Linked DNA regions of Mus musculus: all the other regions are linked to region 1. Evidence: chromatin loops called from intact Hi-C (ENCODE). Cell type or tissue: heart. All regions are shown on one strand.

Region 1 (4,000 bases):
CTGGACTACATTTTAATGGGGGAGTTATGCTTATAACTGTGCAACCACGTTGACCATTTTATTCAAGTTCTATTTGATCTACGCTCCTTTTAAAACGATGACTCTTGGCTGGCTGAGCACGGTGGCACATGCCTATAATCCCAACACCAGAGAGAGGAAGAGCAAGAAAAGAGGCCACTGGACCTCCACTATATAGTGAGACCCTGTCCCAAACAAACAAACAAACAAACAAATGTGACTCAAGCCAAGAAGCAGCAGCAGCTATTATTAGCTATGACCCTTGGCTCCAATTTGCTGTCCCTACTACTGCTGAATAGGAGTGCCACAAGCTGGGCTTGTGATCGGGTTCGATGCAGACTGCCATCTGCTGCACACACGGGATGTGTCCGCTTGGCCCCAGTGCCTCCCCAGGTAGGATCAAGTGGTTTATTCCATAGTCTCCTACCACATGTGTCTCAAAACCATATCCACTTAGCGATTCCTACTCCTGGAGACTGTGGAACACAAAGACTTCCCTGGCAGACAAAGGGTTAATTTTATAAGAGAAGGGAGAGATACAAAGGCAACTGTAGTTTAGGATACAATAAAAAGAAGACCAAGAGGGCAGCAGTCTTCTCAGCTGCGCAATCTTGGCCAAGTCTTTCTCTTTTCTGGGCCTCAATTTCAGGCTTGAAATATCAAGAGTTAAATCCGTAAGAGGCATCTTTCAAACGGAATGCCACATGAAGAATCATAGAAAATCGGATGGGGGTACCTTCATGATGGCTTTAGAGCAACTGGAACAGAAATTCAGAATCTGCTTCTACGTGTTGAAACAAGCACGTTCACCTCTTTTCAAACCTTGGACTCCTAAGTTCATTTACAAGTCACCATTTCCATGACAACACTTCTGCCCTTCAAAAATAACACTTCATTTTTAATTGTGCTTTCAGTTACAGATTCAGTTCATCACTTTTACCCACCCCAGAATAGCACAGAAGAATATTGTCTGAAGTAGCTCTACAAGGAAGACACACACAGAGACCGGTGCATCTGAGGCACACATTTTCAAACACCACTTGAATACCACACCCAAACAGTATTAAGAACAAACTGCAAAATCGGAGGATGCTTCATTGGAAAACAAAGATAGCTCGGGAAATTTTCCAATAGTTCAGAGGGAAAAGACTGCCATCACATTTTGGGGGTGGCCTGTATGTCTTTCAGAGAACATAACTGGAGGCTATCATACATGCAAATCAGAATTGAACTATAGAAAAACTCGGCTCTCACCCAAAAGCTTTAGCAAAGCAATGTCAGTATGCCAAATATGAAAAAGTACAATCTTCTCACAAGAAGGAAGCTCAGGTCCATCACTACCACTAATAATAGCAATACTATCTTGTATTCTCAGCGCCTCGGTTCTTTTCATAGTGCGTTCCCACAATTTTATGCTACCACAGGTCTAGGGCTATCCTCTCTGCAAAGCTCTAGTCCTTTCCTCTTAGGAGACAGGGAAACAGAACAAGACAGATCATGATGCACGGGCTGAAGGCAGCACCTTCTCTATTGGGCCAGCTGCAGTGAGCCTTCTCATCACACTACACAAGTTCACCTTATGAAATTAAACCTACACTTGTTCTCTCAAGAGTTGGCCAGAGACCAACACATATGGGCCTCGAAAGTCCAAAGGAAGGGAACCTGCTGACCTGTTAGGTCAAGAACTCCATGCCAAGCTCAGGTACCATACCGCCAACACTACACATACACACGCCCCTGGGCTACTGACAGAATTCCTTCTTTGCCAAGCAATGAAACCCGGCAAGAACTGATTAATGGAATCACTAAATCTCTCCCTCTGTGAACAACTTGCCATGCCGCCTCTCTTGTGCCTGCTGCCCTTCCTTTGGGCACGCGTGCACAACCCTCGGAAGGGACCACCGGGATCTTTAAGAACCCGAGGGGATGGTGTTTGCCTCCTGAAGCAATGCAGCATCCACCTCGAGGAAGCAGAACACGCACAGGCAGGGGACCTGATCAGAGAAGGATAAAGTTTGATTTTCCTCCCTGCGTGTTCCTAGGGGGCCGGGAGAGGGCGAGGCAGCAGCCTCCTGGGGTCCCGGGGTGCTCTCCGGGGACAGTTCCCAGCAGCATGGCACTGCCACTCTCCTGACACACCGGCAACCGCGGCAACTCCGGACGCTCCAACCCGCCCAGAGGAGGTGAGAAGGGGACAACTTGCACCGGGCTCAGTTCGGGAGCATTGGAGCAAAGCTGTCAGAAACGACGGAAGGAGGGACCGAGCCCGGAGGCGGGTCAGGGAGAGGTTCAAGTCCCGTGCCTTCCCCGCCCTGGCGTCCCCAGTCCTGCGGGAACATCCCTGCTGTCGCCCCTCCTCCTCCTCTCCTGCCTCCCGCCCGCCCTGCCTTCTCCGCCGCCGCCGCAGGCGCTGAAGGACACGGCGGCTCGGTGGCCCGCCACCCCGGGGCGGCCGCGAGTTGAGGGAAGTCGCCGGGCGCCCCGGCCTGCCCGCGGCTCCCCACGCCGCCCCGCCCTCCCCGGAGCCGCGCTCGCTCACCGTCCGGTGCTGCTGGTGCGGCCGGTGGCGGCTGACGCCCAGCCCGGGAAAGCAGCCGGCAGTCAGCGCTCCGCAGCCGCCGGCGCCCCCGCCGCCGCCCCGGGAGCAGAGCAGCAGCAGGAGCGATCTACCTGCGGCGGCCGCCATCTCTCAACTGGAAACGGCGCTGGCCCAGGCAGCGCAGCGGACGGCAGGGGCGTGGCCAAGACCCGCCACTCAGCCTCACTAGGCCAATTGCAGTCCTGAGTCAAGCCTCTGAGGCGGGGCTTCCTGCAAAGTCCAATCAAAAGGCGGGAGAATCCCGGCTTCGGGCTGTCTGTCACTTCCAGAGTTACCTTACGGGCAAATTCTAGGGGACCGGTCTCTGGCGTTCGAGCCTCTGGGAATGGAGCAGTAAGGGATTGCCCGTTCGATTTGGCTAATCTTTACCAAGTGACTTGATAAGAGAGCTAGGGGAAATAGATACCTGTGCAGAGCTTGTTCCGAGTTGAGTTCTGAGTGTTCTAAGTTGTCTGCCTAAGCACCCAACTGGTCATTTTAAGGAGGTTGGCTACAACTCTCGACCGCATGTCTAAAGTTAGCATCCATAACAGATAGCATTTGGATGTGCCGAGACTAACCCTGAATTGTAAAGTTATCCAATGGCAGTGCTGTGTAGCATGGTATTAGGTAGAATGGTTGTAGCTTCAAACTCCCAGGATGAGTACCTGCCATTGGGCTGAATGAACAGAACGCTACACAATTGAAACATCTGATTCTTTTCCCCAGCACCCTTAGATCCGCATTCCTCTCTAAAAGCAACACTGTTCGTTACCATGTTTGACCTTGGTCTCCCTTTTAAAATAAACTACAAAAACAGAAGACGCCAGCAATGTAATAAAGCCATGTAAAGATGAACCAAGTTTCATAATTTTGCTAAGATAGCAAGTAGAACACAGTTGAGAATAACTTTTTTTTGCGGGGGGGTCGGGGATACGGGGGACTGTCATTATGTTGCCCAGCCTGACCGGCAATGCTCTATGTAGCCCAGGATGACCTCAAACTCACCTCCAACCTCACCATCCCCAGTGCTGGGGGTTATAGGTATGGACCATCACACCCAGCGTAGAATTACCCTTTTTGTTGTTGTTGTTGTTTTGTTGTAGTACTTCGGATTTTTGTTGAGATTAAGTCATACTACATCCTGAGGCTAGCCTTGAACTTATGATCGTCCTGCCTCAGCCTCCTGAGTGCTATGATCACAAGCATGAACCATCATGCCTGGCTTGGACTGACCTCACTCAACTTTCTCTTGAAAACACGACTTGCCACAGGACAAGGTTTCTCAACCGATGGGTCGCGACCCTTTGCGTCAAAAGTTTTTTTCACAAGAGTTTCCCAAGGCTATCCTAAAACACAGGTATTTACATTATGATTCAAAGCAGTGGTAAAATTACAGATATG
Region 2 (4,000 bases), 86 kb after region 1:
AAGGAATATTTAAGGTTTAAAAAATTTTTTTTCTTACTTATTTGAATATAATTATTTCTGGCCATAATTATCAGGAAAGAACATACACACTACAATAGCAACTAAGAACTTAACTTCTAAATGATACTGGACTATACTAGTTCCTCAACAAGAATCTGTGGGGTGGCAAACAGCTCAATTCTAGAGGGCTTCCTAGACTGTACAAAGTTCGGTGTTCAGTCTCCAGCACTACAGAAGAGAGAGGAAAGCTTTGGAAATCTGCATAGGTTTTTAAAGACTATAATTTATAAAACTCTGAAGATAGATATAATGAAGGATGGGGAGTCTATTTTGAATTCATTTGAAAGAATTGAATGGAAGGCTTATGAAATGACACTCCAGTCACTCAGATGCCTGTCTCAGGAGAGATTCACTTTTCACTGTGGTGTAATAAGTTGAGCCTGCTGTGGTCACACCTGGAATTGCTACTTTTATGTATGTGATAAAAATAGGTAACTAGGAAATGCTTGAAAGCATGTCAATTAATATGTTGGCCCAACTGAAAGAGAAAAAAAACTTCTCTCTCTCTCTCTCTCTCTCTCTCTCTCTCACACACACACACACACACACACACACACACACACACACACACACACACAAAATAGCGCAGGATTTCTAGTATAATGTACTTTTGCTATACTGAAGACAAAATAGAGATATTTTATTCTGTGGCATGGAGGGGAAAAAAAGACCCAAATCCATTTCTTTTCCCATTCAACACCTACATGGAAATCACATGGGACTATGAAGATCCAGATTTCTGAGCACCGTTCTAGTCCAGTGAGTGTATCTTAGGATCCAGGAATCTGTGTTATTTTACCCTGAGCCAGGCATAGTAGTGCATGCCCACAACCCCTGCACTTTGGAGGCCAAGGCAGGAGGATTACCATGAGTTTGAGAACAGCATGGGTACCCTAGCCTATATAAAAAGAACTGTCTCAAATAAAAACCTAAACCAAAAATCTCTCCAGTTAAGTGTGAGGCATTTGATTATCAACATGGCATGGGAACTACTGGTGTGGGGCAGGGGAGGGATACCTGGATATTTCTTCTTATATTTATTTACATATTATTATGTGTGTGAGTATGTGTGTGGGGTGACACATTTGCTATGGTACATGGATGGAGGTAAGGGAAAAATTTGCTATTTATGTAGCTGAGGACAACCTAAAGACAATTCCTGATCCTCCTGCCTCCGTCTCTACAGGGGTTATAGTCATATACCAACATGCCCAACTTAATCATTGTCTTCCTTGATCTTGATGGATTTTTATGTTTGGCTTGGTTTTTCAGACAGGATCTTATAGAGCCCACACTAGCCTCAAACTCACTATGTAACTAAGTATGGCTTTGAACTCCTGATCCTACTGCCTCTATCTCTCAGATTCTGGGATTACAGTTCTATGCCACCACATCTGGCTGAAAATTTTATTCAACAATTTATATATTGATGATTTTTTTTCTCTTTTCCTTATTCAAATAAAGAGTTAATTTATCCCGTGAGCCTCCAAAGTGTTCTATGGTATTTACGATGCAATGTGAAATTTACAAGTTTCAGAGATAACAAGATGTGTGTCCCAAGAGAAGACTTTTATTCGCTCTTTTCTCCTTCCCTTTTTTCATGTATGTATGTATGTATGTATGTATGTATGTATGTATGCATGCAGGTATGTGTGTTCCGCAGCATGGTTCTGAAGGTTAGGAGACAACTTGCATCAGTCAGTTCTCTCCTTCCACCATAAGTGTCCTGGGACTCAAATACGGGTTATCTGGTTTGGTAGTAAGAGCCCTTACCTGCTGAGCTCCTCTGTTTCATAATTTGACACAGGTCTAAGTAAACCACACTAGCCTCTAAGTTCCAAGTGTTGGGAGACTAGCGGGGACTTCCTGGAAGGAGTGAACGTGGAGAACTGGAGGTGGATAAGATTAAGATACATTATATCTTACGAAACTGTCAAAGAATAAATAAAAGATGTTCCTAAAATAAAACCAGTGTGAGCCTCTAGACTGGTGGGAAGAACCTCGTTATCAATTTCCCACTTACGGAAGAGCAGGGTTTAACTAGAAAGAGGCACAGGAGAGGTGGACTTTGACAGCAGAGAAACAAAATCAGCAATGGAATGCAGGAGGGATTTTGCAAATCTGCCGGCATTCCCGCCTAAACAGCGAGGGCGTGGCACCGACGTGTGGGCGGGGCTGAGGACAGGGCGGGCCCCCAGGCGAGGGCGGAGTCTTGACTCGGGGCGGGATCCGAAGTGTGGGCGGGCCCCAGAGAAGGGCGGGGTTGCCTCTCCGCCCCGCCCCATTTTCCCCAACTCGGTTCCTCCCTGCTACGTTTCATCAAGATCCCGGCAGGCCCAGCGGCTAAGGGAGTCACGTGAGAGTGGGCGGAGGACGCAGAGCGGGGCTCCCCGGCATTTGCGTCTCTATGGTTGTCAGAGGTGGGCGGCATTCTCCGAGTTGCTGCTAAAGCTGGAGCGCGGACGGGTGAGTGTGAGGAATCTGATCGCCTGGAGGCGAGTTTAGGGGAGGGGAAGTCGGCGCATTTTGGGGACGAGCCTTTCGTGTGGCTCTGAGATCCGGCCACTTTTCAGGTCCGCCAGGGACTGCTGCTGTCTTGGTGATGCTGTTGGTGATATGCTGAGGGGACTCTCGGTCCTCCGCTCCCTTCACCCTATCACCCCTTATCCCTGTCAGGGAGAACTTGTAGTGCCCGGCTTCTAGCCTCAGAGTGCATCCTCTCCACCTGCGGCCAGGACACACTAGTTCTCCCGGAATTCGTGGATGTGGTCAGAAGTAGATGGAGGAGTTTAGAGCTGTGACAGAAAGATAGATAAATACATGTATTGGGGATAGAGAAGATGGGGCGGGGGGATCATTGGCCTTTTAGAAAAGCAAAACAAACTGCAGACTTCTCGGACTGTTCCGTTTTTTATCCTCACCAGCAACTTCGCGTTCTCATTCTCCCTTTCTCTGTCTGTGCCCAGTCCCAGTCGGGGCTACCCACACGATGTTTCGAGAATGAGCCAGGTATTACTGATTATGTGGGATGCTAGAAGAAGAGTTTAAGGCGGACTGTGTTTTATAATAAGTTGTCACCTTTATAAATCCGAGGTTTTGTCTACAGTCCCTTTCAGGTGCTTGAAGTGCAAATATTTGTGCATGTAAATAAATAATTAAGATTAAATAATTTTCTTCCTGAGACATTTTGGAAAGACCTATTTTTTTCCCGCTTGTTTATAAATACATGTTTTGATCCACTTCTGGGATGACTCCCTTAATAAACCTCTGTTTACTTTAAAGCAGTCAGTAGGGTCAGACAGGGAGGTGATTTAACAGCATTAGAAAGGAGTGTGTGCTGGAGATGAAACACATCTGTTGGGGAGTTTAGGTTTCACTGATTGTCAGCCTTTGAGACATAACAAACAGTTGGCGGACTCGACCATCCTGAATGTTTGCCGGTGTGGACAATGTGATGCTTGTTTAGAATCTTATCCTAAAGAGTTTAGAATGCCACTTATCCGGGAAGATGTTCTGGCCACCAGTTACTTTGTTTTGTTTGAATTCTTTTTTGTTCTGTTTTTTTTTTTTGAGGTAGGTTCCCCACCCCCATCACTAGGTTTGGCCTTAAAGTCTGAATCTTTCTGTCTCTGCCAACTGAATGGTGGGTGGGATTACAGGCCTGCCCAGACCTTACAGACTTCAATGGGTTCGGTCCCCACTTCTCATCAATCTTTGATTCTGTTTTGCTTAAAGACATCACCCTGGCTACCTACTGATGCCAAGAAAGAGTCATCAACACCTAAGTATCCGCACAGGGGTCATAACATTCAAAATAATATTAGCAGAAAGTGAAGATTCTGGAATGGCTGGTGTGCCTGGAGAGAATGATAGGAGCCAATGATAAAGCCAATTCTGGTAAAAGCAAGAGCATCACTGCCTTTATTATAGTTTCATGGAG
Region 3 (4,000 bases), 160 kb before region 1:
ACACAGACATGGACACAAATACATTACACAGATAAACACACAAAACACACATAAATGGACATACACTCACATACCACAACCTTCCCCACCAACAGACACACACACACCACAGAGAGACATGGACATACACATACTCACACCACACAGACACAGACACACACGTATACCACACACACACACACACACAAACACACCAGAGAAGGGCAGCCAAACACTCTAAGGAAGAAAGGCCTTCTGGTAACTGTTGAAAACCTCTGCAATCTCAAGACTATGGGGAACAAATGAGGATTTAGTCACCCAAATTAAAGGGACTGCAGGAGTTTGAAAGAGGGGCTTCTGTGGAAAGGAAGCGTGTCTTTAAAACGCATCCCCCGGAATGACCTCACGAGTACCCTGCCCAGCCCTCCTCGGCTCTCCCACAGTGCAGTTTGCTTTTGGCTTTAGCGTCCATCCAGTTGACTTGGAAAGACTTTGGATCAGTCATTGTAGAGAGAATAGAAGAGGAAAACAACAAGAAAACAGAAAAAAAAAAGGGTCTGAAGAACTGACTATGAAAAAAGGAAAAAAAAAATAGCTCTAAAAATTCCAGTGTGTTTGTGTCAACAGCACAGCTGGGGCTCACCATTTTCATCACGGTGAGGGCACACAGTGTACAGGTGCCTGAGAGGCTGAGGTTGGAGTGTCACCTGGAGTCACAGGCCAGCCTAAGGCGGGCATCCAGACCTGTCTCTTCAACCACAAACAGCAAAGCCAGCCGGGGGGCAGCTCTGCCAACAGAGCACTTGCCCAGCAAGCCTGGGGTTCTCACCTCAACCCTCAGCATCTCCTAAACCTTCGGTGGAGTCAATCCTAAAGGAAGGTGGAGGCAGGAGGACCAGGAGTTTGATTCATTCCCAACTGCTATACAGTGAGTTCAAGGATAGCCTGGGTCACAGAGGCCACTGCCTTAAAACAAACAAACAAACAAACAAACAAACAGAAATATATCCTTCTAACAGGAAGCCAACCCCCTTAAAAAACCAAAAAACAACCTTTTAGCTAAATAAAGTTTTAATTAACCACCTTTATACTGGAAACGGTCGCCGTCTCCTTCCCTCCGCCTGCCCGATTGCAGGACCACGGTTATCAACGATAACAATGCTATTGAAGACAGGGCTGGGCTCGTTTAATTCTCATAGGACTTACCTGAGCAATTGCATCCTTGAGCTGATTGTATTTCTCTAGGTCGAAACGTGACTTTTTGGCTCCTTTATGGAAAAATAATAAGTATTGTCTGTCTCTGGCTTCTGGATAAACATATTCCTACAACACAAAGGAGAAATTAGCCATTAGTCCTCAATAGTAGTATTCTAAAGACATTTATTAACTGCTGGTTGATAATTCACTGTTGGTTAGACTCAATACAATAAGCATTCATAGACAGACCCACATGCTGTGTTACATATTTAGTTATTTCTTAAATGTTGTTTGCCTTTGTGTTTCCCTGGGCTCAAGCTATCCTCTTCCCTCATCCCCGCAGGCAGCCGGGACTACGAACACTTGCCCTGTTCCAGGCTTTGGTTGCTCTTTCTCGGCCAGAGTCTATTCATTTCCAGTGCTTCGTGGTATTGTACTGTAGCCCACCAGAGTGTTATTGTCTCCTCTACCACGACTGAAGCTGGGATGATTGCAGGTATGTGCTAGCATGCCTGGACTCACCAGATCTTCTTCTTTCAAGGAATTTGCTGTCTTACAAAGATTCTTCAGGCTGAGAATGAATGTAGTGTGTCATTGTAATGATCCTGAAGTGTTTAGATGTTGCTTAACAGTCATTTAGCTCATGGTGCTAATTAGAGATGCTAGTTAGGTAAGCCAATATTTAGCCTAAGGAATTATGTACATTTAACCGGCTGATGTTTCTGGTCAGAGGTGTGACCAAACTGGTTACTACTGCTATGTCATAACTTGTCACTTGGGGGCAGTAACAATACTCTGGAAGTCCAGTGGAGCAGGGACACAGGACAGACACAGCATTAAAGCTACGAGTACAAGATAATGAAGAGCTGCCACTGTGTTCCAGACTAACACCGCAGTCATGCAGAGCCCCAGTGAGCGTGTACAAAGCAGAGCTCTCTGGGGCAGTGCCACCCCCTCAGCCCCTCCCACCAGCCCAAGCAAGTCTCTGTGTACATCAGGATGACCTTGAACTTGCAATACTCCCCGGCCTCTGTTACCTATGCGCAAGAATACTTCTTTTCTCTTCTTTCCTTTCCCTTCCCTCTCCCCCTTCCCCTTCCCTTCCCTTTCCTTTTCTTTTTTAAAGATTTATTTATTTATTATATGTAAGTACACTGTAGCTGTCTTCAGACACACCAGAAGAGGGCATCCCATCTCATTACAGATGGCTGTGAGCCACCGTGTGGTTGCTGGGAATTGAACTCAAGACCTTTGGAAGAGCAGTCAGTGCTCTTAACCGCTGAGCCATCTCTGCAGCCCCCGCCGCTGGTATTTCTACTGTTATTCTAGATCCAGGTGACTTCGTTTTCAGAAATAACTACTCACAAATGAACTCAACAGAGGGAAACGGGATATAAACATTTATCAGGAAGGGAAGCTTGGGGGCAGGACACACTCGGGTTCAGTTCCTGGGCCTACGGTTTTCAACATGTAATTCTTTTCCTAACAAGCCTTACTTCTTCATCTGTAGAATGGGTATGTAGTTACAGAATTGAGACTAACTAAATGAGTGGCTATATATTCATGCTTTTTGATATAAAATATATGATTCACCTCGGAAAAAGGTGCACAGACATTTTTGCAGATGTGAGAGGGCTTAATCTTTTCATAATCAAAGAAATGCAAAATCCATAGGGAAATGCCATTTTAAAAATTTTGCTGACTGACTGGAAAGAATACATCAAAGAGTTTCTGAATTTAAGATGTAACTGGAAAGGTTCTAGTGTGTGCCCAAGGGTGTGGCTGCCTTTTATTTTCATTTGTTCACTTCATTCAGTCCTTGAGATATAAGGAACCACACATGTTATAGAACAAGGGAGTGAGATGTGGATGACACCAGGCTATGCAGGTGTGGTGGAGCACATGAGTAACCATGGCACACTGAAGGCCCAGGCAGATGCCAGGCCACACTGAGTTACAAAGTGTGAACCTGTTCCCCAAAGCAAGCAAACCACAGCTTTACACACACACACACACACACACACACACACACACACACACAGACACACACACACACACAGACACACACACGTAAAAGATATTATAGTCTCCTTTGAAGGAAAAGACACTGAACTAATAATTGTGATAACGCACAGTGCAAGAACAATAGAATAATACACTGCAGTGTTTCACGGGAAACGGGAGACAAGGAGCTGTAGGAAACTGGTTAGACGTTTCTGAAAGGTGGAAATTCAAGTAAGCCTTGAAATAGAATGGAAAGGAACAAGGAGAGCATTCCATACTGAAGACTGGCATGGGGAGGGGAGGGCAGAGGAGGGCAGAGGAGGGAAGAGGAGGGGAGGGGAGAGGAGGGGCCCCTGGGGACTAGAACACAGTGCAAACACAGGTGAGCTGAGAGTCATTTAAGAATGGACAGCATCAGTTGTGAAAGCCCTGGCTGAGGAGGAGGAAGAGGGAAACTGAGGCAGGCTGCTGGGCGGATGGCATGCTTGCCAGCTCTGCTCCCTCAGTGACTGCTGTGAGTCACAGGATCACAGCAGACCCGGGTAAGCATTCAGAGGACTGGACAGTCCACTTTCTGCCTTCCCTGCTAGGTATGTATGGGAGGCTGGGAAAGGTTCATTACAACCCCCACACAACCCTAGAGGCACAGTCACTGATCTAACGGCAGGAGGGACATGCCCAGTTCAAAAGCAGCCGCAGGAAGCAGCTCTTAGTCTGCTTTAGACAGAAAAGGGAACCTGGGGAGTCTTGTGTGTCTCAGCTGCTTCAAATGTTTGTTATTCAAGGCTATGCTGCTTAGATCCAGTATGAGAGACATAGA
Region 4 (4,000 bases), 210 kb after region 1:
GTGGTTTGAATAGGAGTGGCCCCTGTAGACTCATTAGAATGCTTGGCCCATAGGAAGTGGCACTCTTAGGAGGTGTGACCTTATTGAAGGAAGTGTGTCATCACTGTGTAGGAGGGCTTTGAGGTCATCTATGCTCAAGCTCTACCCAGTATGGTTGCACAGTTGCCTGTGCTGCCTACAGATCAAGATGTAGCTCTCTCAGCCCCATGTCTGCCTACACACCACCAGATATCGCACCAGTGATGACAATAAACTAAACCTCTGAGCCTGTAAGCCAGCACCAATGAAATGTTTTCCTTTTTAAGAGTTGCCATGGTCAAGGTGTCTCTTCATGGCAACAGAAATGCTAAGAAAGAATACAAGATGGGAGTCAGGCATGGCGGGGCACACTTAGAGAGCTGAGGCAGCAGGATCATGAGGTTGAGGCCAGTGTGGGCTGCACAGTGAGAAGTCTATGTCAAAAAAATAAGTGTACACATGATCTCTCCAGCCATGTAACATCTATCCATGGCCCTTGACATTTTAGTCAGTAGATCCCCGAAATGCAGTCCTCAAAACTCCCAAACTACCATTTAGTAGGTCTTCAACTTTAAAATGTTGAACAAGTAGAATGTTTGTGTCTGTTAGCAGATGTAGTGTGTGAAACACCTACCACCTACCTTCCCCCCCCACACACACACACGCCCTCTACCCCCACCCCACCCCACCCCACCCCACCGCACCCCTGCCAGCTTGGCCTCATTTAAGCCCTCAGAACCTAATGGCTTGGGGCTGGAGCTCAGTGTAGAGCCCTTGCCTGGTATGCACAAGACCCTGATCCTCTGCAACATGAAAAACCTCATTAGGTAGCTTTACCCCAGAAGACCCCGTAGGCTAAACTGAGAGATGCTGGCTGTCCAAAGTGAAAGCATAGAGCTGAAGCCATGAGTTTTGAAGTCGGCCAGGCTGCAGAAAGGACAAATATTGATGTTTAAGCCTTTTGGGTTCTAATTGCTTGATAATAGTGGAACATGTTACCAAAAGCCAAGTTTGTGTCTTCAAAAACTAGTAAAAATACTAATTTGAGCATTGAAATTGCTACTTGAGGCTCTCCCCTAGAAACTGCCCTTGAAACACAACAGAGGAATGTTTGTGCCTTTAGAGGGTGGAAACTGAAGGCTTTTCATGAACCCTGAGCAAGCCAGCCGCTGTCAGGTTTACAAACAAGAAGCATTTCAACTTCGAATCTGCCTTGTTCCACCCTGGTAGGGAGTTCCAGAAAGGCAGGCATGTCTATCCAGATCCTCCAGGCCAGCCCAGAGAGCCGCGGGGCACAGCTTTGGGGTAGACCCTGCCTGTAAATACATTCTGTATGGTCAACTCCAGCTCAGCCATCTGACCCTACGGGAAACCTGCTTTAAACAGTGCAAAACGTTGCCCGCTTTCAGAATTTTTATCAGTTCCTCCGTTTTGTTTCAGGATGGCAAATTGAGCCATAAATCAAACTTAAATCGAATCCCCCCAAAACTTTGGGTTTTGTCAGAAATTAATCAGTTCTGTGCAAGAGACGGAGTGACGGATGGGAACTGCTGTGGGCCCGAGTGGGAAAGGAGCCTCTGGCCTGTGGTGGTGATGTCGATTCCTTTGCAGGAGGAGTTGTGCTTTCCTTCAGCCGGCTCTCGGCCCCGCCCCTCCTCCCCACTGTTGTAGCTTATTCAGAATATCAGGGTGCTGCCCTGAAGGTTGCAGAGAAGTAGGGAATTTTGTGAATCCAGATGGACTACATCTGCTAACCCAGCTTAGTCAATTGCACGTTGCCTCAGGCTTCTTGTCTGCAAAGCAGAGCCAAGAAGCTCCACCGACCTGACAAAGATTTAAATGAGAGAGTGTACGGGGAACTTCTGGAGTGAGGTGCATGCGCAGTAAAGAGTTGTTATTGCGGTGTAGTTCTTGTGGCTTGTATACTCTGTGACTCATGAGGGAGGAAGCAAGACTGGAAAGAATCTACTCTTGGATATTTCCATTTTTATCACTGTCTTACATGTGTCATCTGCCTAGCAGAGGTCCCCAGGGATCTTCCTTCCCATGCCGCACGGTGACTCACACAGTGCTGGACAAGGAGAAGACGGTGGGGACATGCTTGTTGACATGAACTTACTTAGTACCATCTGACATCTGTGAACTCCCTCTCAGGAGAGCAGATCAACCCTGCCATGTGGGAGTGTGAGGACATTCTACCATCCTCCTGTCCTTTTGGCCCCTACTTGGCCACTAGGCCTACCCTGCCTTTTATAATTATTATTATTATTATTATTAGCCTTAATCAGCACTAGAGCTGGGCAGATATCCACCCTCTAAGCTATTAGAATCTATTTCCCCATTAATAACCCTGAGTTATAATTCTCCATGTTTCGTCTGAACTGCTCTTAACTTCAGTTGGCCAGTCCTCATAGCCATGCTTTCATGACTCTCCTACCCATGACATCTTCTTCTCCCATCCTCTCCCTCTCTCATGGTCTCCTCAGATCCCAAGCCTGGGAACTCCAAGCCCTGCCTATATCAATTCTGCCCAGCTATAGGCTGTAGGCATCTTCATTCACCAATCAGGAGTAACTTAGGGGTCAAGGTGACATTGCATCACTTGAGTCTATGTGCAGATTTTCTCATCCTTGGGGGCAACCAGGCCTTAGGGACCAGTATTTAGCATTATAATACATTATAATAATATAATTCTAATACATAGCAAAAGACCAAACCTCAACATTACGTGTTACATATTACATAGAACTAACATTGCAACTGGGACCAAGAGAGCTTCCTTGTCCTGTTTCTAAATGAAATCTCAGTGCTCTGATAAGCTTAGATTAGCTCAAGGTTCTTTGTCTTGTTACATATTTCTCTTAAGCATTATTGATGTCCTATCATTCAGATATCCTTTTTGAGAAAACTTGTTAATTACATTACGCTTGTTTGAAATCCTTAGGGATCTATTTGATTTTTGCATAAGCATGATTGATAAGACTTAAAATCCTTATTTTAAGTCTTCTCTAAGAAGCAAGGTCATGGATGATCTTAGAGACTGGTTATTACTATTAATGTATGAACTCTCGAACTCAGGAGGCAGAGGCAGGCAGAGCTCTGTGAGTTCGAGGCCAGCATGGTCTACATGCTGAGTCCCAGGCCAGCCAGGAACTCATAGTGAGAGCCTGTCTAAAAAGAAGAAAAGAGAAAAATTGTGAAATTTTCTATAGTTTTAAAATTGGCCCTGTTCCTCAAGGATGCTCCTGACCCAAGGGGGGATGGGGAGGGGTTGTCTGTTCTGAGTTTAACTGTTTGGTTTTATTATTATTGGTGCATATTAGTAACTCAGAGTAATGACCTTCATTGTGATGACGTCACACAGGCGTTTAAGCAGTTCTGCTTTCTCTGTGAGGAACCAAGGGCCAGATTCATTTCTCCCCTCAAACACAATTGATCATCCCACAGCCCACACCAAAATACCTTCCATGTAACTCCCAGAACACTCTGTCTGCTTCCTCCCCAGTTTGAACGCCATGACCCGGTAGATGGGAGAATCTCTGAGAGGCAGTTCGGGGGCATGCTGCTGGCCTACAGTGGAGTGCAGTCCAAGAAGCTGACCGCCATGCAGAGACAGCTGAAGAAGCACTTCAAAGATGGGAAGGTAGGTTGCCTCGGATACAGGGAGAAATAAAACCATGGGAACCTCTGGGTTTTGCAGAGGTATCAATAATAATGAGAACGTGTCGTGAACCATTCGGGAATGAATACATCTCTCAGCTCTAAGGCCCAAAGAGAGAAGAATAGTGAACAGTACACAGAGAGTAGGAGAGAGGGTAGAATAACCCCAGGTCTCTTGATCAAAGCCAGATGGCTCCATGCACTGGAACTGAAGAACATTGAAAAGTTCATTTGGATGGGAAGAAAGATAGTATTCTGTTGTAGGTGCCTTGGATTTAAAATAACTATAGGCTGTCCACGTGGAGATGACCACAAGGCAGCT
Region 5 (4,000 bases), 120 kb before region 1:
TATTTTAATTGGTTTTTCTTTCGGGTTTAAAATTTTGATTCATTGGACTTAATTTCAGTCACATTTAAGAAAGACAAACAGCCAGTCTCTCTTCCACGGCAGCATGGCTGGCTTCATCTCACCTCAGACAGCATCCTCCTCCTTTTCCAAATACTTATATGAATTTCAGTCTGTTTCTGAACAAAGCTTTGCTCTATCCAGTGATCTGTCTGCTCGCAACCAGATAACCACGATGATGGTTCCACATTCTGGGTTTATGGTAAATTTTAGTATCTGGTTTGGTTAGTTGTCAGGAGAACTGAATTGGTAGTATATATACTGCACTTAGAACAGTGCCTGGTCTACAGTGAGTGTTCACCTGTAAGTGCCAAGCATTTTGTTTTGAGACCATGCTAATTCCATGGGTTGACATAGGGGAAACTACCATCTGTATTATGTCAAGCCTTTGCATCCAGGAGTCTTTGTGGTTTGAGACAGGGTCTCACTATGTAGCCCTGCCGACCTGGAACTCACTGTGTAGACCAGGCTATCTTCAAACTCACAGAGATCTACTTGCCTCTGGAAATCTAGGTGTATGCAACTATACCTGATGTAGCCTAGAATCCCATGTCTCTCCTTCCGAATCTTTATCTGTATCCTAGAGAAGCATTTTACAGAGTTCTCCTCACAGAGTTTGCATCTGTTCCCATGACTACTGTCTGCATTGTAGTGTAGTAACCAATGCTGAATGCATCACCCTGAGGTTTTTTCCTTGTGTGCATCCGCAATGTCTCTACTGGCCTGTTATTTACTATCATTTCTGAGGTGCTCTGCTTTCTCTGTGAACTAATCTGGGAATTGTTCATTAGGAAAGTCTAGTCTCCTTATATTTATTTATAGGAATATAAAACATATATTTAGTCTTTTCCAGTATGCAGTTTTAGAGTCTTGTGTTTGTTTTTCTTTTTTTTCTTTTTGTATGTACGGAAGATTAAACCCAGGGCCTTGACCATGATGGGCAAGCAGTATAGTCTGGAGTTTTATGGGTGTTTTGATCACTGCTTTCTTGTTAAATAGTTTCCTTGTGAACTAAAGCATGGCGATGCATGCTTGCAGTCCCAGCACCCTGGGAAGGGAGACAGGAGGATTGCAAGCTGAGTTTATAACATTGGTTTTCATGACTACTTGGTTCCCTCTCTCCCCTTAGCTCTTCAAATGTCATCCCTGCTGGGAAAGGTCTACTCTGGCCCCTCATGTTAAATACTGATCCAGCGTTAGCCTCTCCTGATTGACTTCAGGTATATACCCCTACCCAACATGCTTAGCTTTCCCCTGATTTTGGTAAGTTCAATTCTTCTAAGTAAATTGCTCACTTAGTTTATGGCTGTATTCTCTGACCCATGGGACAAATTTTGATTGGTTCAACCACTGACAGTGCTTGTGAAATAACAAGTCCTCGTCAAATAAATGCTGAGAAAATGCTAGCTTGTGGAAAATATGTATTATGTTACAACAAAAATCTTCCCTCTGTTATGAGTTCTGAGGCTTTTTATGTCCCTTTCCTGATCAGTTTAGTTCAGGTGTCCATTCTCTATCTGCCTTCCTGCTTTCTCAATGCTCATTGTGTGACATTGTGGCTGGGTCTTTCTTAGATGACCGTTGGTGGCTTTCATAAAGCATGAGTTTATTCAGTATTAGTCCTTCGTCCTCCCCACCGCCCTGTGGCAGCCTCAGAGATGCAGGCACTGCTCTGTGGATACATCTTAGTTCTTAACATTAATCTTTCCTGGAGTCCTTGCTAAAGCCCTGAATGTTGCTTTTGGGGTGTCTGAGGCCAACCACTGACTCTGAAGAACTTGCTTGTCTGGCTTTGCTGGGGATCTGCAAGCACGGGTGTCACCACTTGAGGTCTCTCCAGACATCTGTCTGGCCTTCACCAGATCTGGCTGCCACCCTTTATACAGAGTGTTGTGGGGCTGCTCCCTGGTTGTGTTGAAGACAAAGCTTAGAATTCAGTTTCTTATCTCCTTCCCAGGCTATGGTGTGAGGAGAGAAGGGAGGGACTGGTACATTTTCTGGACCATTATGGCTATGCAGTGGCTTTTACCACGACCATCTGTGAACAGGAAAGAGCAAAGTGCGAGGAAATCCCAGGCACCCATCACTCCCTTCAGCAGTTAGCAACATTTTGCCAAACTCAGTTTATCTAGGCCCAGCTAGTTTGCTTTCTTCTTTCCCCAGTCAGTCAGTCAGTCAGTCAGTCTGTCAGTCAGTCAGTCAGTCAGTCTCTGACTCCCTCCCCTCCAGCTCTCCTCCTCTGTCTCTCTTTTGATGTTTATGAAATACATTCCCTATGATCAAAGCTGGCCTGAAGCTTGCTGTCTAGTCAACAATGATGCTGAACTCAGGATCCTCTCACCCTCTTCTCTACCCTTCATGTGTTAGGATAATAGGCACTCACTATCATGCCTCATTTCCCCCCAGAACATCTTAAAAGACATCGGAACCATCAGAATACTTCACCTGAAAATACTTCAGATCACCATTTGCTGGAACATTGTAAAAGCCAGAAGCCTCTATGATTTTTACGAATTGTCCTTGGCGATATATATATATATATATATATATATATATATATATATATATTGCAGTCAACAGTACACGACATGATTTCTGTTAGATGCTGTAGAGCATGGACTGGCGGGCCAGCCACCTCTGTTTGTAGAGTTTTAGTGCAACACAGCTGAGCTCACTCATGCCCACTGCAGGTCGACTGACTCTCTGTCTGAACAGCAGATTTCAACAGCAGCGGTGAGAGGAATGAGTAATTGCAACAGAAACCACGGGGTCTTAGAAAGCTAGAACGTCTGTAGTGCAGCCCCTTAAGAAAGCCTTAGCTGGCCCTTGCTATAGAATACAGCTTACATGGTGTGGGGATAACTCTCCAGACCATTTCTGTAGTGATACTGACAATCGCAACTAAAAATTATATTTAGAGGCAGGTTTTCAGTGTTGCACAGGTTGGCCTCAGACCCCTGGGCATAAACCACCGTCTTCCTCAGCCTCCCAAACAGCTGTGACTTACAGCCACCATCCCAGGCTATTATTTATTGAACCGTCCACACACAGATATTGGTCTGTAATTTTTTTTTAAAGATTTCTCATGAGAAATTTGTTGAGACTAACATAAACAAAAATGATTTTGTTCTAGCCATTTCTCCTTGAAATATGGTAACAATACAAAGGAAAAACAACAAATCAAACACAACCAGGAAATGGGTAATGAATGCTCATCATCCTCACCCCCATACCCTGTGATCCCCAGACCAGAATTATCCATGCTGCATCTTTTTATTCTTGATATGTCACAATAAAATAGTAAGCTTTCTAGTTTTCTTTTGTTCTAAAGTAGCAAGCATCTCATAAATATTTGGCCAATATTAACATTAAGAAACACATCAGGAAGTTTGCTGGGAGCCAAGAATGGTGCTAGATTTATATGTATATGGTATGTGTATATTAGCTCCTGGGAGAGGGACACAGGAGTTCAGGGCTAGCCTAGATGACAGAAACAAACCACAAAATCAAATCAAACACAAGTTTGTTAGTTTGTTAGGGATGTGGAAGAGTGCAAGCTTAGCATGCATAAGCCCTGGGGTGGATTCTCAGCTCTTCAACCAAAACAAAACCTGAGCAAACCAAGCAAGCAAGCAAGCAAACACCAACGAACAACAAAATAACTAACAAATAGTTAATAAAAAGAAAGACATGCTAGGTAAACAGTGCATATTCTTCATATAGGGAGTGACCAAAATCAAGGTGAAGAGAGAGAGTCTGTGGATGGCATAACAATACCCAGGGAGAGAAGTCTCTGGGAGTCTCTGGGTACCATCAATGCTAAATAAAGAGATGGGCTAGCACCACAGACCCTTGCAAAGAAAGTAAGTTTTTATTTTTTGTAAAGGGCAGTCCACATATCTGATAAGTAACCTGAGAATGTTAGGGAAGTGCAAAAACGTGT
Region 6 (4,000 bases), 200 kb after region 1:
GGAAGACATTTCAGACTACACAAATTAATATTTAGCTCCCCTCAAATGTGTTAAATCAGACAGCCTGAACTGGCCAACTGTTGTAGAGTAGCAGAACTCTGCCTCTCCCCGCTGCCCTTTAGTGGAGCCCAAGGAGCTAGTGTGGCACGCACATTCCTTGAATACCACCATTTCTCTGTCTCCTCAACTGATCTTGTTCGCGGCTTAGTTCTGTGAAATTGTCCCTGTAGAAAGCTTCCGCCCAGCGGTTTTCCGTAATGTCGCCACCTCCTGGGTACAGACAAGCAGCCTGACTTAGCTCCCTGAGGGGAGGTCCCACGCTCAATGCCTCTTTATCTGTCAGGAGCACAGAGACTTGTATCAGGTCACAGCCTCTGTTACCGCTTGGTAAATCTTTGCAATTTTTGTCGTGGCTGTAATCAAGCCAGTGATTTACATCCGTGTAAACTAATTTAGACCCGCCACCCACCCCCACCCCACCGCTGAACGTGTAAGCTGTGTCTCAGTAAGTGTGGAGGGCCTAGCTGTTCGCCTCTTCAGAGAGTACCATGAAGCACGAATGAGCGAGTAAATAGGGAGAATTTATCATCATTGCCCCGCAACCCATTAATTTGGGCCCCACTTGGAGTTAATGCAGGGCTTACAGTTTCCCCTTACAGCCCTAGTTTCCATACCAAAGCCTAGTTTTTAGAAAATGAGTTTCCGATTCAGCCTTTAATCCCAAGCATAGTTCATGCTGTCTCCTACGCGCAAGGACTCCCTGTGGGCGTGGGAAAGAGGTGATTGTTACTGTCCTTTCTCAATCAGCTTCTCTATGTCGCCTTTTCTAATTTACCCTTTGGTAATTTCATAGATGCATATAAGGTGTTTGCGTCATAGTCACCCCCACCTTCTTCATCCTCCATCCTCCCACTCACCCCGTCCCCCAGTCCCTCTGGACCGCTTCTTCCCAGCACACCCCTCTTATGGTCCTGCCTTTTATTTCTTTAGACTCACTGAGCTTCACCAGGGTAGCCCATGTGAACATGTGCATGGGTAATTTACTGAAGCACAGGCAACTTACCAGGGACCGCTGACAAAAAGTGACTCACCCTGCGCCAGCAGCTGGCCGGCATCAGCTGCCCGAAGCTCGTCAGCCAAGGGCTGGGCCGCATGAGTCCCTTCCCCATTATATGTTGTCTTCATAGAAGGTGATGTAGTTCTCTGTCATTGTAGCTGAAGGGAGGCTGGAGAGATGGCTCAGTGGTTTAAAACGCAGGCTGTTCTTCTAGAGGACCCATATCAGGTGGCCCACACCACCTGCAACTCTGGCTCCAGGGGACCAGGTGCCCTCTTCTGACCTCCATGGGCACATATATACTCACATACACATCATACGTTCACACAGATATACATAAGCAAAAATAAGGATAAGATCGTGTTTTTAAATGTATCTCAAGGTAACAGAAGCAAGTCTGATGGCAGACCTGTTGCTAATACTGGTGTGCATAGTTAATGTCCACTGAGCTCTTTGTGTGTGCCAGGCTGATTACTATCACACTTCAGCAAAATACAAAGCACAAACATTGGATGGATGCACCATCAACTTATCACAGAGAAAGAAAGAAAACGCTGTTGAGTTTGCCACAAGAGAAGTACTTTCACCATGTCCGTATCTTTCCCCATCAGTGAAGATCAAGCTTACAATACTCCTCTAGTCTTAGACTTCTGGTACGTGGAGTTCTTATGCAGACAAAAAGGGAAATGCAAGTAAATGAACTAATAAACTAGTCTGAACCGCCCCTCCTTGGAGAGCCAGCACCTCTGGCTGTTTCGTTCTGAATCGGCCTATCAGCCTCCCCACATCTGTTGTCCTTTGCACTGTCACAGCATTGGTGATACAGCAGTTTGAAAAGAAAATTCCACAGTTATCTGGAATTTTCTCCTAAACTATTGGCACCCATTCTGCAAACTCTGACTTGTTTCTGCAGGCAGAGACAGCAAGGGTACAGTTGCTCTCTAGTCAGTAACAATCTTAGGCAGTCTGCTGATTTCAGAGACACTAGACTGTGCAACTGGGCAATGGCCCCACAGTTAAGAAATAGCCTTATCTTTCCAGCTCCCAAGTCAGGCAGCCCACAACCACCAGGATCAGCTCTGAGGGATCTGACGCCCTCTGCTGGGCTGTGGAAGCACTCACATTACCAACATAGTTTGATGATGATGACAGTGGTGCTGAAGATGTGGCATGTCTGCCGCTGTAATTGGCAGCAAGAACCTGGGAGAATAGGGCCTAAAAATGAGGTGAACTAAGGACTCGTGCAAAAGCCAACTTTATTCAGAGCATCCGACAGTTTTTACTCTGAGTGTTAAGAATCATGTGGATGGGCGGGTGAGATGGCTCAGTGGGTAAGAGCACCCGACTGCTCTTCCGAATGTCCGAAGTTCAAATCCCAGCAACCACATGGTGGCTCACAACCACCCGTAATGAGATCTGATGCCCTCTTCTGGTGCGTCTGAAGACAGCTACAGTGTACTTACATATAATAAATAAATAAATAAATCTTTAAAAAAAAAAAAGAATCATGTGGATGAAGTGTACAGTCACAAGGACAAACCTCTTGTGTTTTTCCACAAAGGCGTAGAATAACTACACTTAGGAGAAGCATGAAACACATGCCAAAAACAGTTATGTGTTTCAAAGAAGCCAAGGTCACAAGACTCTTGTCTTCTTAGGGTTTTCTAAAAAGCACTCAGAATTCTCATTCAACTCCATCCTTGAACTGTATCCCAACAGTTAAATGTGTGTCCTGCAGAGCACCTGAGTTCAGGTCCCAGCACCCATATCAGGTGACTTACAACCTAACTCCAACTCCAGGGTATCAAGTGCCTTCTACTCCGCCTTCTACTACACGCTCGCTTGCGCGCACATGCGCGCGCGCGCGCACACACACACACACACACAAGCACAAATCTCAAAACAATAGTAATTCTTAAAATGTAAAAGATTATCTCAAGGGGGCTGTGGACCCAGCTCAGAGATACAATGCTTGTCTCATGAGCCATAAGGTCCTGAGTTCAGTTCCCAGCAATATATTTTAAAAAAAAAAAAAAAAGAAAGAAAGAAAAGAAAGGATTCACACCATCCTGGGCTACCTAGTGAGATCCAATCTCAAAAAGTTAATTAAGTAAATTAATTAAAAGTAAATTAAAATCTGAGAAAAGATCAATAGAGATAATTTTACATGTATTATCTAGCTTAACTTTGGCAGTAACCTCAAGAGAAAGATACTGTCATTTTACCCACATTATAAATAAAGTAACCAAGGCTTGAAAGGGTTAAACAGCTTGCCTGGAGGTACACATTTGGTATTTGTCCAAGGGAGGAAAAAAAAAACAGAGTCTCTCTGACTGCCAAGGCAATTTTCTTGCTGCCATGTTATATTGGATTCCCTTCTATAACACACCAGCAATACCTTTGAAGTGGATGCAAGGGATAGCCTGATCCTTCCATAGCCAGAAGAGACTATGGGGCTGCATAAAAGTGTTTTCCAGGGGCTGCCAGATTCAGAGACTGGATGCAAGGACCCCCAGGAGTCTGGACCCTGAGACTCAGATTTCTAACTTAGAGGACAGGGTCTTTCTGTGTTTTGATCCAGCTATTCTCACTTCCCTATGGGGCACAGTGCTATGCTAACGCTTTACTTAGCATCTCTCCTTGCGTGGATTCTATAAAACTTGATGACATGGTAGCTTTCTAATAGCAAGTGGCAGAAGGCACAGAACTTTGCTGATGAGTTCTTTTGGTTCTCACTTTAATGAATAAGTGTACCTGCCAGTCTTGCCTAATTTATCACTCCAGCCTGCTTCCAGATCTCAGTACAAATTGTTTTGGCTTGCATGGAACTGCCATCCCGCCCACGAGCTCCTGGGAGCTTGTCGCTGTACTTGGCTGTGTGTATTGTTTCTTCCGGGCTTGTTGTATGTGAAGTGACCCTGCAAAAGCAAGCTGTCCTTCCTA
Region 7 (4,000 bases), 180 kb before region 1:
ACAGACAAATTTCTGTCATTCGAGTTGTCCCATGCATTTTTGGTTTGCCAATGGCTGGATCAAAAGGTGTTTATATTAAAATCTAGTAAACTTAAGAGTTGGATCCTCAGGCACACTGGCCACTTTCAATGGCTTCATAAGAGCAGACTGTGTGGTTCCAAACTGTTCCTGATCACACCGTGAGCTTGTGCTGTGCTTTAGTTGTGAGCAACAAAGACAAGCTCAATTGCAAATGCTCAGAGATTCACTGGGATGTCTCATCGATCCCGAGGGACCATTTCTGCCCTGTGACTAGTTCTTACCAAAGCAAGTCTGCCCATCTGGGCCCAGCGAGGTTCCTGGAGAGCATGCACACTCGGTGGTATCCAGGCAGTTGCCGTGACAATCCTCATCACAGATGTCATAGAAATCTATGGAAGGACAACAGTTACCTTCTGTGAGTGGTGAGGCTCAGAGGACCCTGTCTTTTGAGTTGTCTCGTGAATGCAGGCATGGGCCACATGTTCCTGACATTTCTCATGGCTCAGGGACTGTATCATCAATGGAGTAAGACCAGCTGCTCATGGGCAGTTTGGTCCATTCAAATAACCAATTCGCAGCTACAGACCTCAGGCCCATGGTGACCAGAGGACTTCAGCAAACTAAACACATTAGTGCACATGAACCTGGTCATGCTCAACTGTGGTCTCTCCAGAGTATGCACAGGAGCTGGGAACACCAGCTTCTATGGGCTCTGCGTTTGAGCTTTACTGTTTAAAGGTGTTTACGAAGTCCCCAGATTTTGATGGCATTGGTGATGTAGTAATTCGCTTCTAAGTATTATTGACACTAAGTTGCCTCTTCCCGTTATATATCATGCCTAAAAAGCATCAAAAGCAAGCACAAAGCTACCGTGTGGATGTCTGGGCATCTATCTGTTCACCCATTGGTCATCACTACACAGGTAGATTACTGAGGGCTCTTCCATACTCAGGAAGGTGAAAATCCATCACTTCTAATCTTGTAATGTTTTAATTTCTTTTCTTTTAATGAAGAAATAAGCATCACAATAACTGGCTTTCATACGGTGCCTTTCTCTTTAACTCCATCTGTGGGCTTGCTGGGGAGGGAAGAGAGCACAGGAGGGTACTTACGGCCACAGTAGACATGGAAGCAGACGCTGGGTCTGGCCAGCCGATACACGTAGTAGCCTCTGGGGCAGGCCTTGACTTCCACCGTGGCGTTCCACAGACAGCAGTTTCCTTTGAAGCTGGCACAGGCCTGGCGTTGCACAATGCCATCCTCTTCTAGGGGGTGGCTGCCATTGAGCCAGACAGGAGCATGGGTCCCACAGTGATTTTCCGGTATGCAGAAGGTAGGCATGGCATCTCCTGCCATCCCCGTGAAGCGATACCACTCCCCGTTCATATGGTTGTCGCAAAGAGGTTGATTCTGGGACTCGTCGAACTGGTGGTCAGTGTTCCTCCAGGGCTCGTTCAGACTGATGTAAGCGGAACAAGGATCTAGGACTGGGGGTGAAAGAGGACCCAGAGATAGCCGGTGATGTTTCAGATCACAGTGCCAATGACTGGCTACATCCACCTCGCTTTTGCATTTTGATTTGTCAAACAAAAAGTGTGTGTATGTGATGTGATGTGATGTGATGTGATGTGATGTGATGTGATGTGATGTGATGTGATGTGATGTGGTGTGGTGTGGTGTGGTGTGGTGTGGTGTGGTGTGGTGTGTGTGTGTGTGTGTGTGTGTGTGTTGTGTGGAAATTCTGCTAATCAAGATCGAAGTCTTCTGAGACTTGACACGTAATGGAGGACTCCCTTCATTAGCAGGGCTCCTCCTTCTCTGATTTTGTCTGGGGAATTCAAAACGTTCACACATACCTCCATGCCCCTGTCTGCAGGGCATTGTCATTCGTTGTAGGTACTCAAAGGCTGTGTTCATCTCTGTTCCCCTTGCCCTCCCGGATCAATATCAGCCTATGGTCCCTGAGGGCGGGGAGAGTTGTGTGTGTGTGTGTGTGTGTGTGTGTGTGTGTGTGTGTGTGTGTGGTGTGTGAAAAAGGGGGAAGGCCTTGAGTTACCTTTGCAAAAGTGGCAGTCAGGTCTTGCCTCAGTATGAAGTCTGACTGAATAAAGAATGTGGAAAGCTCATTCCACAGAAAGGGAAAGGCCCGAGGCACACGGCCAGTTGCTTTGAAATACTCTGCAGCTTGGCAAGAGCAGGCAGGAAATAACTTGACGGTCTGGGGCAAAAAGTGTTCAGGACATTGTGCTTTCTGGAAATGACATTTGTAGGATTGTAAATTCTTGCTTGTGCCACCTTCTCTTCAAGTTTTGCGAGTTCCTTCCAAAGTCTTTAAAATGCCTCCGAGCTGCCCCAGCAGAGTGCCAGCTGACAATTCAGTGCTCCCTGAAGAGATGTCCTCAAATTCCCTCCCTTCTCCTAGGGGGAAGTCTCCTCCACCCCTCTGGCTATGGCTCTCCAGCCAAGCAGGGCTTCCAGAACAATTTCACAGATGATTATAACTTCATAGAAATATTTCACTCATCTCCCTGTCTCTAATTTTACAAGAAATGTTAGACTCTCAACCTTTCATGGCATTGACAACAACTCCCGTAATGACTATTCCATGATTTCTAAAGTTTTCCTTAAAGTTAAATGTCATTTCTTAGACTGTTGGAAAGTTCAGTTGCCCTCCTGTTGTAGAGGAACAGTGGCGTGAAGAAGAGATTGACCCTATATGAGATGTCACACAAACACAGTTGCTGGATATTTGCTAACATTACATTCTTCCACACTCTTTTAAAATTCCCATTTGGTGTCAAATCGTCTTTTTGCTCTCAGTGTGGAGCCAAGAATGTGGCATTATAGAAACTGATCCTAGTTAGCTCAGACAGTCCTCAGCGACTTGAAAGAGAACAACCCTGTATGTTTCTCTCAAAGTCCCCCTCCCTGCTAGAAAGCTCAGCGGCTCAGCAGAACACTTAGGAGCTTGGATCTTATACAAAGACCAACCACGGGGCCTGAGCAGACGTATTTGTGTCCCTATCTTGTTATCCTGGAGGCTGGTGTACCTCGAAGGCCCTGTACACTGTCCAAGTCACAGTTTTTTCAGCCCTTGTGCCTTTGCTGTGTCTAGAAGCTCCCTGTCCTGTCCCCTGCTTCTCCCTGTTCACCTCTTCTTTCCTGGGTTCCAAGCACTGAGAAGCACCATTGATTATTATTACCTCAAGCCTGTGGTCATTCACATTGTTTTAGTTTCTATCTACAATGTCCCCTGTCCCAGGATCCCATCCAGGATATTGTAATACGCATATCTCCTCAGGGTTCAATCAGTTGTTGTTGTTGTTGCTTGGTTTCTGTTTTTCAAGACAGGGTTTCTCTGTGTAGCCCTGGCTGTCCTGTCCTAGAACTCACTCTGTAGACCAGGCTGGCCTCAAACTCACAGAGATCTACCTGCCTCTGCCTCCTGAGTGCTGGGATTAAAGGTTGTGCCACTATTGCCTGGATTCAAACTTTGTGTGTGTGTGTCTATACACACATATGTAAATTATATATATATTTAAAGGTGTCAGTGTGGCCCAAGTTACTGCAGAGAAACCAATCTAAGCCAGTCATACACTGAGCTACACAGAAACACCCAGAAGGATCCTCGTTGGCAAGTTTTATGCCAAGCCTGAGAAGTTGCTTGGTCTGTGCAAAAAGTCACTCATATTTTTAAAGGTCAAATTTAATACCTGCTTTATCCAGGTCTGCCCCTTTCATGGGGACAGAACATTTGCTCCCTTTTACTCATTAAGGAAAAAGCTCTACTCTCATTTCTAAAGGAAAGAAAATATCGTTTCCATTCTTAAAGTTGGAACTCTAACGTCCTTACCCTAGAAAGAGATCTAATTTCTTTTCACACATACTCCCAGAACCCCTTAGCTCATAGGAAGGTTGTAGAGAAAAAAGGTCCTTGGAAGTCCTAGCCACTCAGGCAGGAAGCTAAAGGAACACGAAA

Evidence for each region. Peaks named below come from ENCODE experiments on the same cell type or tissue, not always from the same donor. Only the 100,000 strongest peaks of a DNase experiment are listed, where the experiment ranks them.
Region 2: it touches region 1 in a loop (6-fold over the local background); 15 of 42 quality-filtered maps call a loop at or near these places.
Region 3: a loop joins it to region 1, with 10 times the contacts of the local background. A loop is called at or near these places in 3 of 42 quality-filtered maps.
Region 4: a loop joins it to region 1, with 1.9 times the contacts of the local background. A loop is called at or near these places in 6 of 42 quality-filtered maps.
Region 5: a loop joins it to region 1, with 2.0 times the contacts of the local background. A loop is called at or near these places in 14 of 42 quality-filtered maps.
Region 6: it touches region 1 in a loop (2.5-fold over the local background); 7 of 42 quality-filtered maps call a loop at or near these places.
Region 7: it touches region 1 in a loop (2.4-fold over the local background); 3 of 42 quality-filtered maps call a loop at or near these places.

Annotation. Positions count from the first base shown.
Region 1 is chr10:59,613,967-59,617,966 of GRCm38, forward strand. It overlaps Mcu (mitochondrial calcium uniporter), which reads right to left and starts at 2,726. Exons shown (of 8, transcript NM_001033259.4): 1 at 2,558-2,726. The coding sequence starts at 2,704. In heart, CTCF peaks have their summits at 332 (motif pointing left) and 2,067; a DNase peak (open chromatin) is centred at 2,785; H3K4me3 peaks cover 2,124 bases; H3K27ac peaks cover 1,285 bases.
Region 2 is chr10:59,700,162-59,704,161 of GRCm38, forward strand. It overlaps Micu1 (mitochondrial calcium uptake 1), which reads left to right and starts at 2,402. Exons shown (of 12, transcript NM_144822.3): 1 at 2,402-2,526. In heart, no CTCF peak of the experiment used is centred here; a DNase peak (open chromatin) is centred at 2,410; H3K4me3 peaks cover 1,841 bases; H3K27ac peaks cover 1,401 bases.
Region 3 is chr10:59,450,021-59,454,020 of GRCm38, forward strand. It overlaps Mcu (mitochondrial calcium uniporter), which reads right to left. Exons shown (of 8, transcript NM_001033259.4): 7 at 1,186-1,302. Among named protein-coding and RNA genes, the nearest start is that of Oit3, 10 kb to the left of the region's middle. In heart, a CTCF peak has its summit at 1,952 (motif pointing right); no DNase peak of the experiment used is centred here; H3K27ac peaks cover 189 bases.
Region 4 is chr10:59,823,666-59,827,665 of GRCm38, forward strand. It overlaps Micu1 (mitochondrial calcium uptake 1), which reads left to right. Exons shown (of 12, transcript NM_144822.3): 9 at 3,524-3,661. Among named protein-coding and RNA genes, the nearest start is that of Gm23803, 7.9 kb to the left of the region's middle. In heart, no CTCF peak of the experiment used is centred here; DNase peaks (open chromatin) are centred at 1,676 and 2,056.
Region 5 is chr10:59,492,345-59,496,344 of GRCm38, forward strand. All of the region lies in intron 1 of Mcu (mitochondrial calcium uniporter), which reads right to left. Among named protein-coding and RNA genes, the nearest start is that of Oit3, 53 kb to the left of the region's middle. In heart, a CTCF peak has its summit at 1,865; no DNase peak of the experiment used is centred here; H3K27ac peaks cover 532 bases.
Region 6 is chr10:59,812,875-59,816,874 of GRCm38, forward strand. The region is part of intron 8 of Micu1 (mitochondrial calcium uptake 1); the gene reads left to right. Among named protein-coding and RNA genes, the nearest start is that of Gm23803, 2.9 kb to the right of the region's middle. In heart, CTCF peaks have their summits at 281 (motif pointing left) and 2,164 (motif pointing left); DNase peaks (open chromatin) are centred at 1,087 and 2,097; H3K4me3 peaks cover 288 bases; H3K27ac peaks cover 1,253 bases.
Region 7 is chr10:59,437,408-59,441,407 of GRCm38, forward strand. Oit3 (oncoprotein induced transcript 3) reads right to left here. Exons shown (of 9, transcript NM_010959.2): 2 at 1,134-1,508; 3 at 303-410. Among named protein-coding and RNA genes, the nearest start is that of Gm36318, 2.3 kb to the right of the region's middle. In heart, no CTCF peak of the experiment used is centred here; a DNase peak (open chromatin) is centred at 2,184.